Regions from separate parts of the Homo sapiens genome. Here region 1 is linked to region 2. Evidence: chromatin loops called from intact Hi-C (ENCODE). Cell type or tissue: PC-3. All regions are shown on one strand. Links, peaks and the distances in the headings refer to the core of each region. The heading gives the core; the rest is flanking DNA. Region 1 has its middle 240 kb from the start of PSAT1. Region 2 overlaps LOC107987083 (a long non-coding RNA gene).

Evidence for each region. Hi-C counts contacts between places; a loop is a spot of excess contacts. Peaks named below come from ENCODE experiments on the same cell type or tissue, not always from the same donor. Only the 100,000 strongest peaks of a DNase experiment are listed, where the experiment ranks them.
Region 1: a loop joins it to region 2, with 3 times the contacts of the local background. A loop is called at or near these places in 1 of 110 quality-filtered maps.

What each region holds. Positions count from the first base shown.
Region 1 is chr9:78,535,215-78,544,659 of GRCh38, forward strand. No RefSeq gene overlaps it. Among named protein-coding and RNA genes, the nearest start is that of PSAT1, 240 kb to the left of the region's middle. In PC-3, for the core only: no CTCF peak of the experiment used is centred there; a DNase peak (open chromatin) is centred at 4,887; H3K27ac peaks cover 912 bases.
Region 2 is chr9:78,452,366-78,461,810 of GRCh38, forward strand. The region is part of intron 3 of LOC107987083 (a long non-coding RNA gene); the gene reads left to right. Among named protein-coding and RNA genes, the nearest start is that of PSAT1, 160 kb to the left of the region's middle. In PC-3, for the core only: no CTCF peak of the experiment used is centred there; no DNase peak of the experiment used is centred there.

The DNA.
Region 1 (9,445 bases), core at 3,006-7,005, 82 kb after region 2:
ATATGAGATATCATCTCACACCAGTTAGAATGGCAATCATTAAAAAGTCAGGAAACAACAGGTGCTGGAGAGGATGTGGAGAAATAGGAACACTTTTACACTGTTGGTGGGACTGTAAACTAGTTCAACCATTGTGGAAGTCAGTGTGGCGATTCCTCAGGGATCTAGAACTAGAGATACCATTTGACCCAGCCATCCCATTACTGGGTATATACCCAAAGGATTATAAATCATGCTGCTATAAAGACACATGCACACGTATGTTTATTGCGGCATTATTCACGATAGCAAAGACTTGGAACCAACCCAAATGTCCAACAATGATAGACTGGATTAAGAAAATGTGGCACATATACACCATGGAATACTATGCAGCCATAAAAAATGATGAGTTCATATCCTTTGTAGGGACATGGATGAAATTGGAAATCATCATTCTCAGTAAACTATCGCAAGAACAAAAAACCAAACACCGTATATTCTCACTCATAGGTGGGAATTGAACAATGAGATCACCTGGACACATGAAGGGGAATACCACACTGTGGGGACTGTGGTGGGGTGGGGGGAGGGGGGAGGGATAGCATTGGGAGATATACCTAATGCTAGATGACAAGTTAGTGGGTGCAGCGCACCAGCATGGCACATGTATACATATGTAACTAACCTGCACAATGTGCACATGTACCCTAAAACTTAAAGTATAATAAAAAAAAAAAAAGAAAAAAAAAAAAGAAAATATGGTCTTTCAGGTTCCTTCCTGTTTTAGAATGTATGTAGCCTAAGGGCTTGGAGGGTCTGATGGCCTCACAGGAGCATTGAATGTGAGAGCTGGAAAGAGCCAGACCAATCCATCCCTTTTATAGAATATGTCTCTTATTGTGTTAGGCCTTTTTATGTCCCCATAAAGCAGGGGTTTCCAAACTTTTGGCTTCCCTGGGCCACACTAGAAGAAGAATAATTGTCTTGGGCCACACATAAAATACACTAATACTAATGATAGCCAATGAGCCACAAAAAAATTCACAAAAAAAACTCATAATGTTTTAAGAAAGTTTACAAATTTGTGTTGGGCCTCATTCAAAGCTGTCCTGGGCCACATGAGGCCCATGGGCCATGGGTTGGGCAAACTTGCCATAAAGGAATACCTGAGGCTGGGTAATTTATAAAGAAACCAGCCCTAACTCAAGGAAAGACTATCTACTATAATGCTCTGGGTGAGTGACATTGAATTGAAATTAAGGGATTTGTAAAAAGAGATCAAGTGAAGATCAAAAGACTCAAGAAAGTATTTCTTAAGTAAAAAAATCCCAATTTATAATTCCCATTATTCATTATCCAATAATTTCTACTTCTAGTTAGACTTCCTTGGTATTTCTTATAACACTTTTTATTATTCAAGCATTTGAAGAAGAATTAGGATTCCAGCATTCAGTAGTCACTTAGTATAATGTAAAAATGATGCAAAACGCAGTCTTCCTTAAAGTAAAATTTCAGAGTAGGCATGAACCCATGATATGTTGATTAGAGGATGGAGCTGTTATCGGGTCAAACTCCAATTACATTGAGAGTTCCATCTAATTACAGTAGTCCCTCTTCTCTGCAGTTTTGTTTTTGTTGCTTTCAGTTACCTGAGGTCAACCTTGATCTGAAGGTATTAAATGGAAAATTTCAGAAATAAACAATTCATAAGTTTTAAACCCTACCTCACAATGCCTATGTCATTCACCTTACTTCATGTCATCATGTAGGCATTTTATCACCTCACATCATCACAGGAAGAAGCGTGAGTACAGTACTATAAGATATTTAGAGAGAAAGAGACCACATTCACATAACTTTTATTACAGTACATTGTTATAATTATTCTATTTTATTACTAGTTATTGTTAATTTCTTACTGTGCCTAATTTATAAATTAAGCTTTATCATAGGTATGTATGTATAAGTAAAAACATAACATAGAATATATGGGGTTCAGTATTATGTGAGGTTTCAGACATCTCTTGGGGATCTTGGAACATATGCCGCATGGATAAAGGGAGACTACTGTATCAGGAAACTGAAGAAGTTCTCCCATCTTCAGACAAGGATCATGGACCATACATAATGGCCCCTGGAAATAATATTGATAAATGATTTTCAGAATGCATCCTAAATGTCTTGGTGTGTTTTGATTACTAAAAGACATAGGCAAAAATGTGGAGAAGTTCTCATAAACTTGACTTAATGGGCAAACTAATAGATATATCTAGTTTCATCTTCTAGAACTGGGTGCGTTTGCTCAATGTTTTTGTTTTTAATTAAAAGAAGATAGATAAGCACTGCACTGATGAAAACTTACTTCAATGAATATATATTGAAAACCCACTGTGTGCTCAGCTAGGAGCTGTGGAAGGAATAAAAATAGCGTATGACAAAAGTTTCCTGATTTCAAAGGGCTTATTGTCTTTCAACTCTTCATACTCTAAAAAACAGAAAACATAACAATTGAACTTAGGACAAGTGTATTATTTCTACAGGACAGTATTTTAAGTTTGCAAAGGACTTTTACATCTACTGTCTCCTTTGATTCTTTTAATAACCTCATGAGGTGGTTGATATTATTATTTTATGAATGCAGAAATGGAGGTTCTGAAATGTTGAGTGATAGTCAAGGCCACTCAGCCAGAACCTCCCATCTTCTGCCTCCCAATTAATGTTTTCCCGCCTGGCATGCTCCCATTCTGGTCACAGATTCCTCTGGTTGAGGTGGGTAAAGTCAGTACTACATTGTCACCATTGTTTGGTTGGAGCTTATGTCTGGTACCACATACCCCGTGAATAGCATGGCTATTAGTTGTGGTTTAGGTTTATGATCTGGGAGACCTCTCTTGAAGGATATGTGAGAAATACTGCCAGGTTTCATTCTTAAAAACTTGTGGCCTTATTATGTTGAAAGTCCCTGCTGAAATTATATTGAAAGTACCTTTTGTGCTGAATTTTATCCCTGCCAAATTAATACATTGAAGTCCTAACTCCCAGTTCCTCAGAATGTTAAGGGTCTTTAAAGGGTGATTAAGTTAAAATTAGGTCAGTGGGGTGGATCCTAATCCAATCTGACTGATGTTCTTATAAGAAGAGGAGGTTAGGACACAGACACAACAGAAGAAAAATGATGTGAAGACACAGGGAGAGGGTGACCATCTACAAGCCAAGGAAAGAGGCTGATATGGTTTGGCTGTGCCCCCACCCAAATCTCATCTTGAATTGTAGCTCCCACAATCCCTAAGTGTGGTAGGAGGGACCTGGTGGGAGGTAATTGAATCATGAGGGCAGGTTTTCCTGTGCTGTTCTCGTGATAGTGAATAAGTCTCATGAGACCTGATGGTTTGATAAAGGGCAGTTCCCCTGCACACACGCTCTTGTCTGCCACAATGTAAGATATGCCTTTGCTCCTCCTTCACCTTCCACCATGATTGTGGCCTCGCCAGCCATGTGGAACTGTGAGTCCATTAAATCTCTTTCCTTTATAAATTACCCAGTCTCTTGTATGTCCTTATAGCAGGGTGAGGACAGACTAATATAGAGGCCTCAGAAGAAACAACCCTGTCAACACCTTGACCTTGGACTTCCAGCCTCCAGAACCATGAGAAAATACATTTCTGTTGCTTTCACCATTCAGTCTGTTGTGCTTTATTATGGCAGCCTTAAGGAACTAATACATCACCAGAAGTATTTTAGATGGATTATTCTTAATATTTACTATGGGTATCACTCAGAGTTTTGTCTTTAAATGGAACTGAGCTTTGGTAGCTTGAATAGGGGGCTTTACTGAAACACATACTTACAGAGATGTGAGCAGAGACAAAGAAACCAGAGGCTGGCCACTGTGGAAGCTGTTCCTATGCCTGGGGGTGAGGGGGAAAGGGGAGGAAATAGGTTTCCAGAGCCCAGTGAGAACAGGAGCTGTGGCAAGGGACCATCTGGTGGGAGCTTTAGTTAGGGAAAGACAGGACTGCTGTCCCAGAAGGGTTGCAGAAACAGGGATGGAGTGGCGAAGAAATATCCTAGCATCTCTCAACTCTTGCCTTCCAGTCTCTTGGTGGAGACTTCCACTGGCCCAGTCCAACAGGAAGTTAGAAAGGAGGGGAGCATGGGTGATGGTGTCTGCTTCCAAAGATACCAAGGAGGACTGAGTAGGGTGGAAAATAGATAGGGGTAGAAATAGAGAATAACCTTGCAAAAGAAAATAATCGGCATTATCTCTATGCAACAGAGTGGAGAAACGTAGGGGCTGGGGTTAATGATTTATCCAAGGTCAGCAGCAAAGCTAGTACCAAACTGAAAATTACACTGCATCTTTCCTTTGGGGTGACTTATGATTTTCCTGTATTTTAAAAAATTATTATGAGGGAAGGCTTTCCATGAAAAGAAACATTTTATTTTTAGGAGCTGAAAGAGAAATCAGCTTTTCCAAATATCTCAATTTCAACTTGAGGAAACTGAGGCACAGAGAGATAAAGCAGCTTACCCGTGGCTTCCCAGCAGGTCCGCGGGAAAGCTGAGCTTGAATCCTGAGTGCCCACCCACTTGGTCAGTCCATTTTTCACTAAACTTCCAGTTGGGATGTTGAGGCATAGTAGAATATTTCAAATACAATAGCGTATTTTAAAACTTTGATTGAGAAAGTTCTCTAGGAGTGTATTGAGAAAGCAAAGGAAGAAAAGTGAGAACCAAGATTTGTTATATTTTTAGACATGAATAAAGATAGAAAGGCTGTGTGATTCAGAAGCAGGCACATGGCCTGCTTTTCATTCAGCTGTGGTCAGTTTGCAGCTAATCCAGGAGGCATCTCCAGGATGACCTGGGAGGTAAACCACAGTCACCGAGGCCAAGTCTCCTGGCAACTGTGCAGCTCCACTCTGCACCCTTGGTTTATCCTTCCTGTTTCCTCACTTATCAAATATTTATTGTCAACAACGGGCAGTTCTGTTTGCACACAGTGTGATGGGGTAATGAGATAGTTAGGTTTCCTCCTGTTATTGATGGGGAGTGCTGATGGCATGAATAATTTCCTCTTTTTATAAATGGGAATTTAATTATTGATGCCTTGTTTAGGCAGTGACAAAGGTGTTGCCAACAAACACTGCAGTTGGAGGCCTTGGCAGGCATGAGGCTGCCAGGCTGCAGTCTAAGGTTGGTGGGGGTCATGAAATAAACTTGCTTTTAATTGTTTAGGAGAGACAGCAAGTGTCTTTACCATATATATATAGGCACAGTATATATACATATACATATATCGATGTGTGTGTGTGTATATAAAACCTCTAAAACTAAATCCTAACAAGATGTAAGCTAATCAAACCAGTGAGAAACTAGTTCTTTCATACTTGCATAGGACATTAATTGAATGTTTAGCATTGCCGGTGGAATGTTTATTCATATAGCAAGGGTTTTTGTGGACTGACAACTTACTTTAGCTCTTAAGTAAAGAGAAAAAGAACAAAAGGTCTCTAACTTAGTATTTTAATTTTTATGACTTCCTTCAAAGGGATTCAAGGCTCCCTGAATCCTGTCCCTGTAACCCACCCCAACCTTCCCAATGTCAAAAGAAAATAAAAGCAAAACATTACAACAACATATTTCTCAAGGAAGTTTTCAGTACTACTCTTTTTTTTTTCTTGAAAACCCAATTAATGTCTGTGTCTTATACTTTTCCTCTTCTTGGGGAAACCGAGTGAGGAGTCAGAGCTCATATGTCTCTCCCCATGGTGGCATGAAATGTAAGGTGGATTTCACAGGACTCAAGTTGAGTCAGGGAATCTTTAAGGGGGAGAAAAATGTCCTGGGCCTCTGAAGGTAAGAATATAGTATAATAAGCGTCTCAGACTGAATGCATGCGTGAATCACTTGGGGATTTTGTTAGAGTAAAAATTCTGATTCTGCACATCTGGGGTGGGGCCTGAGATTCCGCATTTCTGACAAACCCCCAGGTGAGGCTGGCACTGCTGGTCTGTGAACCACACTTTGAGTGGAAAGGATTATTGGTCCAGACAGCAAATCCTAGACATTCTGAATGTTTAAGGTAGGTAAACAGTAGTGATGTTTTTATAATTTTGTTGATTCTTTACACTTTTTTTAAAAATCAGGATGAGAAAATTTCTTGCCAACTTGCCTCAGACAACTTTTTGCTGCATAAACTTCATTAAAATTTTTTGTTTCCCAAATTCTCTGATGACACTGAATCTAGATTTAAAGTGGCTGAGACAGTTGGCCTTGGGATAACTTTTTCCAAAACTTTTATGATTGGAAACAACCTTAAAAAGTGTAGTCAGGACTCTCAATTGTAGGAAAGGATGTTAAGCACTCAGCCTACTCCTGGTATTAGGTTAGCACACCCTTCCCAGCTTGAATCTTTGCCTCTTCGTTTGAAGCCTCTTCCTTTCTCCTTTCAACTCTTCAGCCAACTTTTAACTGTCAGAAGTTCAGGACAAAATTTGTTTTTTTGTTTTTTTTTTTTCTCCAAGTGATGGTCCATTTTATCTTCATCAGCATTGTCCATTTTTCAGAATAAACCCTGTTCATTTTCCCCAAATTTGTTTCCTCTTCCTCTAGTGTTAAGTATATCCCTTTAAATAGCTAAGTGCTTTTTTCTGTAAGGCATTTGGGTCAATTATTGAGGGTAAATGAGAAGAAACAAAGAAAAGTTGAGAGGGAAAAAAGTCAATATTGGATTATCCTGGCGGTAACAAGATATAAAATTGCTGGAGAGTGAACTGTGCATGGTGTATGTATATAGATGTAGGTAAATGACAAAGAAATTATACAGAGACATGAGCACCACCCACTGCACTGAATCATTCCTCATACCAGTGCACAGTGCAGGAAGGTGACAAGCCTCTTGGAATAAGTCAGCCGTTCCTCTTGGGGGCTCCCCCCAAAACAGAGCAGAATAAAACAAAAAGTGTAAGGCTGCTTTGGAGGAACTCTAATAGGGATCTAATTCTCATTTCCCCCCTGATGAAGTGACGCAGGCCTATGCTGCCAAACGACCAGCGGAGGTGACCTCCCTCGGCAGCCGCTGACAGCCTAAGGCCTTCCTGAAGGATCATAGGGACCGAGAGGTGAATGATCTTCCCAATCAAGTGCTGAAAGATCAATAATAATTATTGTTTTGTTTTTTTTTTGAAAAAAGAGGAAGAGAGTGGATGGGTGTGCGAAAAGAGGGAGAAAGAGAGCTCAGACCAATTATTTTTCTACAAAATACTTTATGTGACAACAGCGGCAGCCCCCAAAGGGCAGTGTGTAACAACAGAGCCTAATTAGGATGATTTCAGTGTAATCATTAACTCGCATCTAACACCTACGAGAGTATTTCTGTTTAAACTAAAACATGACCTGCATGGTGGAGAGGCCTTGTAAACTGTCTCTGAAATAAAATATGTGACAGGAAAGGTCAGAGCAGCTCTCATTTGAATTTCAAGTAGGGAGCCGGCACTGCGGTGGCCGGTGCAGTGAGCCTGACGACTCCACTTTCTAGGCCTTCCTGCCAGCAGTAGCAGTTGGAGAAATCCTCTAGGACTAATTACTAGGATTGCAAAACAAGGATTTTTCTTCTCCTGCCTCTGTCCACTTTCCCTTCCTCTCTTCCAACCTGGGTGGAAAAGCAAGGGTCTCTAATGATGTTTGGGGAAAGAGGTGATTTCCTTTGTTGTTGCTATGAGACTGAAGGTCACCGCTGAGTGGCCTGCTCCGCCTGAGCCAGTCACCTGCTGGCTGGCCCCTGGGCCAGACCAAGCCTAGTCTGGCCTTCCTAGCATGTCCTCCTGCCAGCCAAGCCGGGGAGGCCTTGCTAATAAACTCTCTTCCCAGCAAGAGTGATGCTAAGGCATTGCCTTCCGCTGGGCTGCGTAAAAGCAGCTATCAAATCAGCAAGATGCGACTTGATATGCAGGTCTCCAGTGAAATTTAAGAACGCGAACTGTAAAACGTTGAGGGAAAAGGAAGCATGAAAACATTTTTAAGGAAAGCATTTAAAAAGTCAGAGACAGACATAATAATAAAAAAATGTTGGCAGGGAAGGTTTTATTTATTCATTTTGAAACATTGCAAAGAGCTCTGTTAGCAGCATTTACCTGCCTCTTTTTTTTTTTTAAGACAGCCCCGAAAGCAAGTGAGTTGAATTCATTTCCTTTTTCCTTCTGTGACTTTTTAAAGCATTATATACACTAAGATCTTTTTTGCACTTCTGGGAATTTATAAAGCTATAACATTTAGTACATAAGCCTGACTTGGCTAAACCCGCTTCATTTCTCTTCTCCCTCCCCGAGCCCTTTCCTTTCTCTTCCTCCCCAGCCTTTCATGCAGAGCCTTTCTTTGTCATGCATACTAATTGGTCCTTTCCCTCAGTCCCTTTGTAATGTTTTTAAAATGTTTTTTTTTTTTCAAATCTTTTCCCTCTTTTCCCTTAATTCAAACAACAAAAAAGAATGAGAAAATTAAAAATGTACTTGACAACAGTGGAATAAAACAGCCTTGACAAAACCACAGACACAAGAAATAGAGGCAGTTGTCTTGTTACTTTTTGACGCTGTTCAAGCCAGTAAGGTAACTGGAGTCAGTACAGTTAATGAAAACTTATTCACTGTACACTTGTTAAAGATGGCGAGATGTATTTTCTTCAAGCCTGTGGCAGCGCAGGGGAGACTACTGCAATCGAGGAGTGACTGAGCTCAACTCTGAACACAGCAAAGATAGCTGGGGCTTTAGAAACAGAGTGAAGGGCTCAGTACATGGAAAATTACTAACAGGAGCTGCCATGGGTAGGGGGATTTTTGCCAAGCTGACTTAGAAGAATTGCTGAACACAGGCAGAGGTGGAGGCTTTGTCCGGAGGGCTCAGAGGAACCTAACAAAAGTTTGGTAAAAGAGGGAGTCTTTGTCAGTACTTACTTCTTGGTGTCTTCCACTAAGTTGGTCAGCCAGCGTATTCTCCTGCTACCAACTTTGACACAATGGTGGACAAAATTATATGGAACTGGACTGATTTGCACCATAGACTCCTATTGAAATTCCTAAACAAATCTCTCTAATTCCTGTAAGAAACAGATTTATGCTGCTGCTGATAACCATAAAGAAAAGTGATTCCAGGACATCTGTTTAACTCTAAGTTTTACAACCTCAGCTGACTTCGATTTCTATCCCCATAGCACGAGAATGATCCTCTGCCTTTGCAGTTGGAAAATAAAGTTCAAATGCTGACTTTGCAAACATCTGGGATATTCGATGTGATTAACCTATTAGCTTAGCAGACTTTGAGAGGGTCCAAGTCGGAAAATACTGTTTTTAAATTTTTCTCCAGGCCGGGCATGGTGGCTCATATGTGTAATCCTGCATTTTGGGAGGCTGAGGTGGGCAGATCCCTTGAGGTCAGGAGTTCAAGACCAGCCTGGCCAACATGGTGA
Region 2 (9,445 bases), core at 3,465-7,464:
AGAATGTCTCATCTAAGCCCCCTATTTTGTAGGTAAAGCCTGAGGCATAAAGAAATGAGGGCTAGGCACAGTGGGTCATGCCTGTAATCCCAGCACTTCGGGAGGCTGAGGCAGGTGGATCAGGAGGTCAAGAGATCAAGACCATACTGGCCAACATGGTGAAACCCTGTCTCTTCTAAAAATATAAAAATTAGCTGGGTGTGGTGGCATGTGCCTGTAATCCCAGCTACTCGGGAGGCTGAGGCAGGAGAATCGCTTGAACCTGGGAGGCGTAGGTTGTAGTGAGCCCAGATCATGCCACTGCACTGCAGCCTGGCAACAGAGCAAGATTCCATCTCAAAAAAATAAAGAACAAAAAACAAGAAGTTGTCTGAATTAGGCATTCCCTTTTGGACCCCTCCAGGGCTTTGTTCAGCGCATCGCATCCTCTCCTAGGTTGGGGTTGACTCCTGCAGAGCTGGCTTCAAGGGGCGAGAAGAGGAGGGGAAGGTCCTGAAAAGTTGTATTTGTCTTCACCCCTTCTTACCACAGAGAAGGAAAAACAAAAACAAAGGCCAGCAACTTAAAACCTTCTGCCTGGCTCCTGCTCAGGAGTTGGATTTCCATAGTGGATGGATGGTGAAGACAGCGCTGCCCAGGGTGGAGGCTGCAGAAGTCCAAACCCTGTCTCCTGCCCCCATCCCTTTCCTCACAGTGCCAGGGCAGGGCAGGGGGCCCCCAGAAGCAGGTGCCGAGGCTTCTCATTTTCTCATGTTCAGAGAAACTCCATGGACTAGAGCCTTCCCTTAGTTTATCATTTTGTTCAGATAAGGATGTGGACAAGAATCAGAACTGGAGTCAGGGAAGGAGGCCAGGATGCAGAGACATGGACAGAGGAGTGACGAGTGAGGGAGTCGAAGGCATAAATGGAGATGCTTCTGCCATGGTTGCCATCATTTACTCTGAGGTTAACAGGAGAGAGAGAGGTGTCTCCATCTAGAAAGGTCTTAGAGATTTTCAGAGGAGGCATGATCTCTATCTGTCTCTGTGTGCAGGTGTATGTGTGTATGACATAGCTTGGTCCCTTTGACAGATGAAAATGCCTAGACTCAGGGTCCTGCTGCATCCTGGGCTGGGTGTGCTTTTCCAGCTCACGGAAGGGATCACATCACACTTAGGTCTGAGAGTGGGGACCTGCAGGAAGGAGACACAGGGTGTAAGAGCTGGATGGTGAGGCTGGAGGCATAGGAGGGCAAAGATGAGGCATAGGAGCCCTAGATGAGGGAGATGAAGCAGGGCGCCAGGCGGACTTTGTCCTGATCTCACGGCAGCTGGCCAGGGACCAGCGCAGGTGCGGTTTCTCAAATGCAGTGTGTAAGGTTGCTGAGCATTGAGCAGCATCCAGACCCCTGTTGATGTAGGAAAACAGGGGATATGGTGAAACTCCAGACCTGGTGACCCTCGGTCCAGCTGGAGCTTTGCCCCAAGCAGCTTCAGGGGCCTGGGAAAGTTTCTTTACCTCTCTGGCCTCTATTTCCTTATCTGTAGGAAGAAAAAGTTGGGCTAGATGATTTCTGAAGTCTTTTCCAGTTTAATAAGGAGTCTATAACTTTTGCTCAGATTTTAAAGGAATTAGACCAAGTATTACTATTTGGAGGTAATTTTGGGCAGTGTTTAGCATTGGGCATATGAAGTAACTTTTTTATTCCAGTTTCTGTGCCTGAGTGGATGGATCCTCTTATTTATCTGAAAGAAGGCAATCAAACTCTTGAGAAAATTTTTGAAGAGCAGATTTTATTTCCCTTGCTATGACCCTTAAATACTGCACTTGTTACATCTGAGTGCTAATTACTAGAGATTAATTAGTCAGCATGAAAGTACTTCTCCGGCAGCCCCCCAATTACTGAACTGTACTTGATATGTGCTACCTGCAGGCTCTCCGCAGCAATCCTGAGAAGTGACACTTGTTGGAGGCCATAGGCAAGCCTTTCACAATTCTCTAGTCCCATTTTTTAGAAGAACAGCTGTCAAAGGTGGATGGCCTGAAAATAATTAAATACAAAATATAGCTCATGCCAAAATGGAGGTAGCCTGGCTAACGATCTCAAGGGCCCTGGCCATTTCCAGGTGATTAAAAGTGGTTGATGGGAGATGCTTCTCTTGGGTCTGCTTCTGGCTCTGTTAGAGCCCTGTGGCCTGAACCTGGGTGATCCAATCCCTGCCATTTCTCTCTGCTTCTGTCTGGGCCCCTCAGAAGATACCTTCAGTAGGGATATTGTGAGGTTTAATCAATTATTATTTAAGGGCAGAAACATCCTTGGATGAAAGGCGTGAAGATAAAAGCAAAGTCCAGCTGTATTATTATCACTTTCCTATGCTCTTCTTTCTTCTATTAGTGTCATGGGAATATGGCTGAACGGTGCTTTGGTGCACTTTGCAAAATAGAAAAAAATAAGTAGGGAAATTATATTTTTAAAACCAAGTGCCCATTCTTCTTTGTAAATGGTACACAGTAGATTGGCCAGCATTATATCTCATTTATCTCTCCGTATTGGGTTGTCTTCTATGTCTAATTTTCTCTTATTAATGAATCTCCCCTTTTGTCCTGTACAAATCTAGGTGGATGACATTTATACAAGGTAATCATTTCCGTGCATTACCAAAAAGATAATTTATTGGTGCTTATCCAGCAAAAGTAAGCATATCTGTCACCGAAATCTGACCTAGAATAGACTGCTGTTTTCTTTGCAGAATTATTTGCTGATCAGTTTTTTCCAGTCTTTAGATTTGTGGTTTAGCAGGGAAAGACCTACATATCTCTGAATTTTGAAAAGAATGGCCACGTTGGCAAGGTGCTAACCTCCACTAATGTACATCTTCCCAGTGAAGAAAGCCTATCCCAGACCACGTTTTCAGCCATAAGTATTTTAAAAGGAAACCAACTGTACAGTTAAACATGGAGGGGTCTAATGAGGCTCCTCTTTACTAGTTCTGAAATGACTTTTCTGGCATTAATGCCTTAAATTTGGACTAACTTTAATATGTAATTCTAAGGCTGTGTAAGCGCTTGAATGGGTATGAATAATAGTATGCAAGAAACATATATTTCTTATTTTTTTCTGAAGTTCAACTTGTACAGTCATATACCGCTTAACAATGGGGATATATTCTAAGAAATGTGTCATTAGGTGTTTTTTTTCATGTGAACATCAGAATGTACTTACACAAACCTAGATAGTATATTTTTATTTATATACATTTTTTTCATATGGCAAATCAAATATCCCAGCATCATTACTGAATATCAGTCATTTCTCCTACTTGATCACCAACGTCAATATCAACTGCCTAAGTCAGGTTTCAATATATGCTCCATTACAATCTTATTTGACCACTGTTGTATACTCGGTCTGCCAGTGACCCAAATGTTATTATGTGACACATGACTGTGTTACTCTGGCATGACAAAAAATTTGTCTCAGTCAATTCCACTTGTTCCCTGACTTCTCCTTTGTCCAGAATTGTGACTAAGTCTCAGGGGTTGGTGATGCTCGCATAAACTTAAAAGGGGTGGAAAAAGCCATTTCATACAAATGGACACCAAAAGTGAGCAGGAGTAGCTATTTTTATATCAGACAAAACAAACTTTAAAGCAATAGCAGTTAAAAAAATACAAAGAGGGACATTATATAATGGTAAAAGGCCTTGCCCAACAGCAAAATATCACAATCGTAAATATATAGGCACCTAACACTGAAGCTTCCAAATTTATAAAACAATTACTAATAGACCTAATAAATGAGATAGACAGCAACAGAATAATAGTGGGGGACTTCAGTACTCCACTGACAGCACTAGACAGGTTATCAAGACAGAAAGTCAACAAAGAAACAATGGACTTAAACTATACCTTGGAACAAATGAACTTAACAGATATATGCAGAACATTCCATCTAATAAATGCAGAATACACATTCTGTTCAACAGCACATGGAACTTTCTCCAAGGTAGACCATATGATAGGCCACAAAATGAGCCTTAATAAATTTAAGAAAATTGAAATTTTATCACTCTCTTAGACCACAGTGGAATAAAACTGGAAATCAACCCCAAAAGGAACCTTCAAAACCGTGCAAATACATGGAAATTAAATAACCTGCTCCTGAATGATCATTGGGTCAAAAATGAAATCAAAATGGAAATTTAAAAATTTTTCAAACTGAGCAACAATAGTGACACAGCCTATCAAAACCTCTGGGATACAGCAAAGGCGGTGCTAATAGGAAAGTTCATAGCCCTAGATGCCTACATCAAAAAGACTGAAAGAGCACAAACTGACAATCTAAGGTCACACTGCAAGGAACTAGAGAAACAAGAACAAACAAAACCCAATCCCAGCAGAAGAAAGGAAATAAGCAAGATCAGATTAGACCTAAATGAAATTGAAACAATAAAAATTACAAAATATAAACAAAAAGCTGGTTCTTCGAAAAGATAAACAAAATTGATAGACCATTAGCAAGATTAACCAAGGAAAGAAGCTAGAAAATCCAAATAACCTCAATGAGATGCAAAACGGGAAATATTACAAATGATACCACAGAGATACAAAAGATCATTCAAGGCTACTATGAACACCTTTATGTGCATAAGTAAGAAAGCCTAGAAGAGATGGATAAATTCCTGGAAAAATACAACTCTCCTAGCTTAAATCAGGAAGAATTAGATACCCTGAACAGACCAATAACAAGCAGCGAGATTGAAATGGTAATTAAAAAATTACTAACAAAAGTCCAGGACCAGATGGATTCACATCAGAATTCTACCAGTCAAAGAATTGGTACCAATCCTATTGACACTATTCCACAAGATAAAGAGAGAACCTTCACTAATTCATTCTATGAAGCCAGTATCACCCTGATACCAAAACCAGAAAAGGACCTAACTGAAAAGGAAAACTACAGACCAATATCCCTAATGAACATAGATGCTAAAATCCTTAACAAAATACTTGCTAACTGACTCCAACAACATATCAAAAAGATAATCCTCCACGATAAAGTGGGTTTCATGCCAGGGATGGTTTAACATATGCAAGTCAATCAATGTGATACACCACATAGACAGAATTAAAAACAAAAATCACATGATCATCTCGGTAGATAAAGAAAAACCATTCGACAAAATCCAGCATTCCTTTATAATTAAAACGCTCATCAAAATCAGCATACCAGGGACATACTTCAATGTCATAAAAGCCATCTATGACAAACCCACAGCCAACGTAATACTGAATGGGGAAAAGTTGAAAGCATGCCCTCTGAGAACTGGAACAAGAGAAGGATGCCCACTCTCACCACTCCTCTTTGGCACAGTACTGGAAGTCCTAGCTAGAGCAATCAGACAAGAGAAAGAAATGGCATCCAAATTAGTAAAGAGGAAGTCAAGCTGTCACTGTTTGCTGATGATATGATTGCTCACCTCAAAAACCCTAAAGACCCCTTCAGAAAACTCCTGGAACTGATAAAAGAATTCAGCAAAGTTTCTGAACACAAGATTAAAGCACACAAATAAGTAGCTCTTCTATACACCAAGAACAACCAAACAGAATCAAATCAAGAACTCAAACCCTTTCACAATAGCTGCCATAAAATAAAAAAATATAACTTAGGAATATACCTAACCAAGGAGGTGAAAGACTTCTATGAGGAAAACTACAAAACACTGCTTAAAGAAATCATAGGTGACACAAACAAATGGAAACACACCCCATGCTCATGGATAGATAGAATCAATACTGTCAAAATGACCATACTGCCAAAAGCAATCTACAAATTCAATGCAATCCTCATCAAAATACCACCACCATTCTTCACAGAATTAGAAAAAACAATTCTGAAATTTATATGGAACCAAAAAAGAGCACACATAGCCAAAGCAAGACTAAGCAAAAATAACAAATCTAGAGACATCATGCTACCTGATTTCAAACTATAAGTCCACAATCACCAAAACAGCGTGGTACATGTATAAAAATAGGCACATGGACCAATAGAACAGAATAGACAACCCAGAAATCCAAATACGTACAGCCAACTGATCTTTGACAAAACAAAATAAGTGGGGAAAGGACACCCTTTTCAACAAATGGTGCTGGGATAATTGGCTAGCCACATGTAGGATAATGAAACTGGATCCTCATCTCTCACCTTTTACAAAAATCAACTCAAGATAGATTAATGACTTAAATCTAAGATCTGAAACTATAAAAATTCTAGAAAATAACATTGGAAAAACCCTTCTAGACATTGGCCTAGGCAAGGATTTCATGACTAAGAACCCAAAAGCAAATGCAATAAAAGCAAAGATAAATAGCCGGGACTTAATTAAACTAAAGAGCTTCTGCACAGCAAAAGGAACAGTCAGCAGAGTAAACAGACAACCCAAAGGGTGGGAGAAAATCTTCACAAGCTATACATCTGACAAAGGACTAATACCCAGAATCTACAACAAACTCAAATCCTCAAGAAAAAAAACAATCCCATCAAAAAGTGGGCTAAGGACATGAATAGACAGTTCTCAAAAGAGGATATAAAAATGGCCGACAAACATATGAAAAAATGCTCAACATCACTAATGATCAGGGAAATGCAAATCAAAACCACAAATGATACCATCCTACTCCTGCAAGAATGGTCATAATCAAAAAATAAAAAACAGTAGATGTTGGTGTGTATGTAGTGATCAGGGAACACTTCTACACTGGTGATGGGAATGTAAACTAGTACAACCACAATGGAAAACAGTGTGGAGATTCCTTAAATAACTAAACGTAGAACTACCATTTGATCCAGTAATCCCACTATTGGGTATCTACCCAGAGGAAAATAAGTCATTTTATGAAAAAGATACTTGCACGTGCATGTTTATAGCAGCACAGTTCGCAACTGCAAAATCGTGGAACCAACCCAAATGCCCATCAATCAACGAGTGGACAAAGAAACTGTGGTATATATATGTATATATGATGGAATACTACTCAGCCATAAAAGGGAATGAATTAATGGCATTTGCAGTGACCTCGCTGAGATTGGAGACTATTATTCTAAGTGAAGTAACTCAGGAATGGAAAACCATCATCACATGTTCTCACTGATATGTAGAAGCTAAACTATGAGGATGCAAAGGCATAAGAATGATACAATGGGCTTTGGGGACTTGTGGGGAGGGTTGGGAGAAGGGAAAGGGTAAAAAACCATAGATAGGCTACAGTGTATAATGCTCGGGTGATTAGTGCACCAAAATCTCATAAGTCACTAAAGAACTTACTCATGTAACCAAACACCACCTATACCCCAATAACCTATGGAAAAAAATAAAAACAGTAGTTGTTTAAAAAAATAGAAGTTTTGATTTTAGTATATCATTGACTGTACAAGGCATCACTTTAGTAGAAGATGTTAGGGTTGAAAATTACAATAAACTAGAAAACCCCATTGTCTCAGCCCAAAATCTCCTTAAGCTGAAAAGCAACTTCAGCAAAGTCTCAGGATATAAAATCAATGTGCAAAAATCACAAGCATTCCTATACACCAATAATAGAGAGCCAAATCATGAGTGAACTCCCATTCACAATTGCTACGAAGAGAATAAAATACCTAGGAATCCAACTTACAAGGGATGTGACAGACCCCTTCAAGGAGAACTACAAACCACTGCTCAAGAAAATAAGAGATGACACAAACAAATGGAAAAACATTCCATGCTCACGGAAAGGAAGAATCCATATGGTGAAAATGGCCACACTGCCCAAAGTAATTTATAGATTTAATGCTATCTCATAAAGCTACCATTGACTTTCTTCACAGAATTAGAAAAAACTACTTTAAATTTCATATGGAACCAAAAAAGAGCCCAAATAGCCAAGACAATCCTAAGCAAAAAGAACAAAGCTGGAGGCATCACGCTACCTGACTTCAAACTATACTACAAGGCTACAGTAACCAAAACAGCATGGTACAGGTACCAAAACAGAGATATAGACCAATGGAACAGAACAGAGGCCTCGGAAATAACACCACACATTTACAACCATTTGATCTTTGACAAACCTGACAAAAACAAGCAATGGGGAACGGATTCCTTATTTAATATATGGTATTGAGTAAACTGGCTAGCCATATGCAGAAAACTGAAACTGGACCCCTTCCTTATACCTTATGCAAAAAGTAATTCAAGATGGATTAAAGACTTAAACCTAAGACCTGAAACCATAAAAACCCTATAAGAAAACCTAGGCAATACCATTCAGGACATAGGCATGGGCAAAGACTTCATGACTAAAACACCAAAAGCAATGGCAACAAAAGCCAGAATTGACAAATGGGATCTAATTAAAGAGCTTCTGCACAGCAAAAGAAACTATCATCAGAGTGAACAGGCAACCTACAAAATGGAAGAAAATTTTTGCAATCTATCTGTCTGACAAAGGGTTAATATCCATAATCTGTAAGGAACTTAAATTTACAAGAAAAAACCCTATCAAAAAGTGGGCAAAGGATATGAACAGGCACTTCTCAAAAGAAGACATTTATGCAGCCAACAAATATGTGAAAAAAAGCTCATCATCACTGGTAATTAGAGAAATGCAAATCAAAACTACGAGATACCATCTCACACCAGTTAGAATGGCAATCATTAAAAAGTCAGGAAACAACAGATGCTGGAGAGGATGTGGAGAAATAGGAATGCTTTTACACTGTTGGTGGGAGTGTAAATTAGTTTAACCATTGTGGAATACAGTGTGGTGATTCCTCAATAATCTAGAGCCAAAAGTACCATTTGACCCAGCAATCCAGTTACTGGGTATATACCCAAAGGATTATAAATCATGCTTCTATAAAGACACATGCATATGTATGTTTATTGCAGCACTGTTCACAATAGCAAAGACCTGGAACCAACCCAAATGCCCATCAATGATAGACTAGATAAAGAAAATGTGGCACATATACACCATGGAATACTATGCAGCCATAAAAAAGGATGAGTTCATGTCCTTTGTAGGGACACGGATGAAGCTGGAAACCATCATTCTCAGCTAACTAACACAAGAGTAAACCAAACACTGCATGTTCTCACTCATAAGTGGGAGTTGAACAGGGAGGGGAACATCACACCAGGGCCTGTCGGGGTGTGGGTTGGATAGCATTAGGAGAAATACCTGATGTAGATGATGGGTTGATGGGTGCAGCAAGCTGCCATGGCATGTACGTACCTATATAACAAAAAAAAAAAAAAAGGCCCAAGGGAGCTCATGTGCTCCTTCCACCAGGTGAAGACACAATGAGAAGGTGCCATCTATGAACCAGAAAATGGACCCTAACTTGACACTGAATCTCCTGGAGCCTTGATCTTGGACTTTCCAGCCTCTAGGACTGTGAGAAATAAATTTCTGTTGTTTATA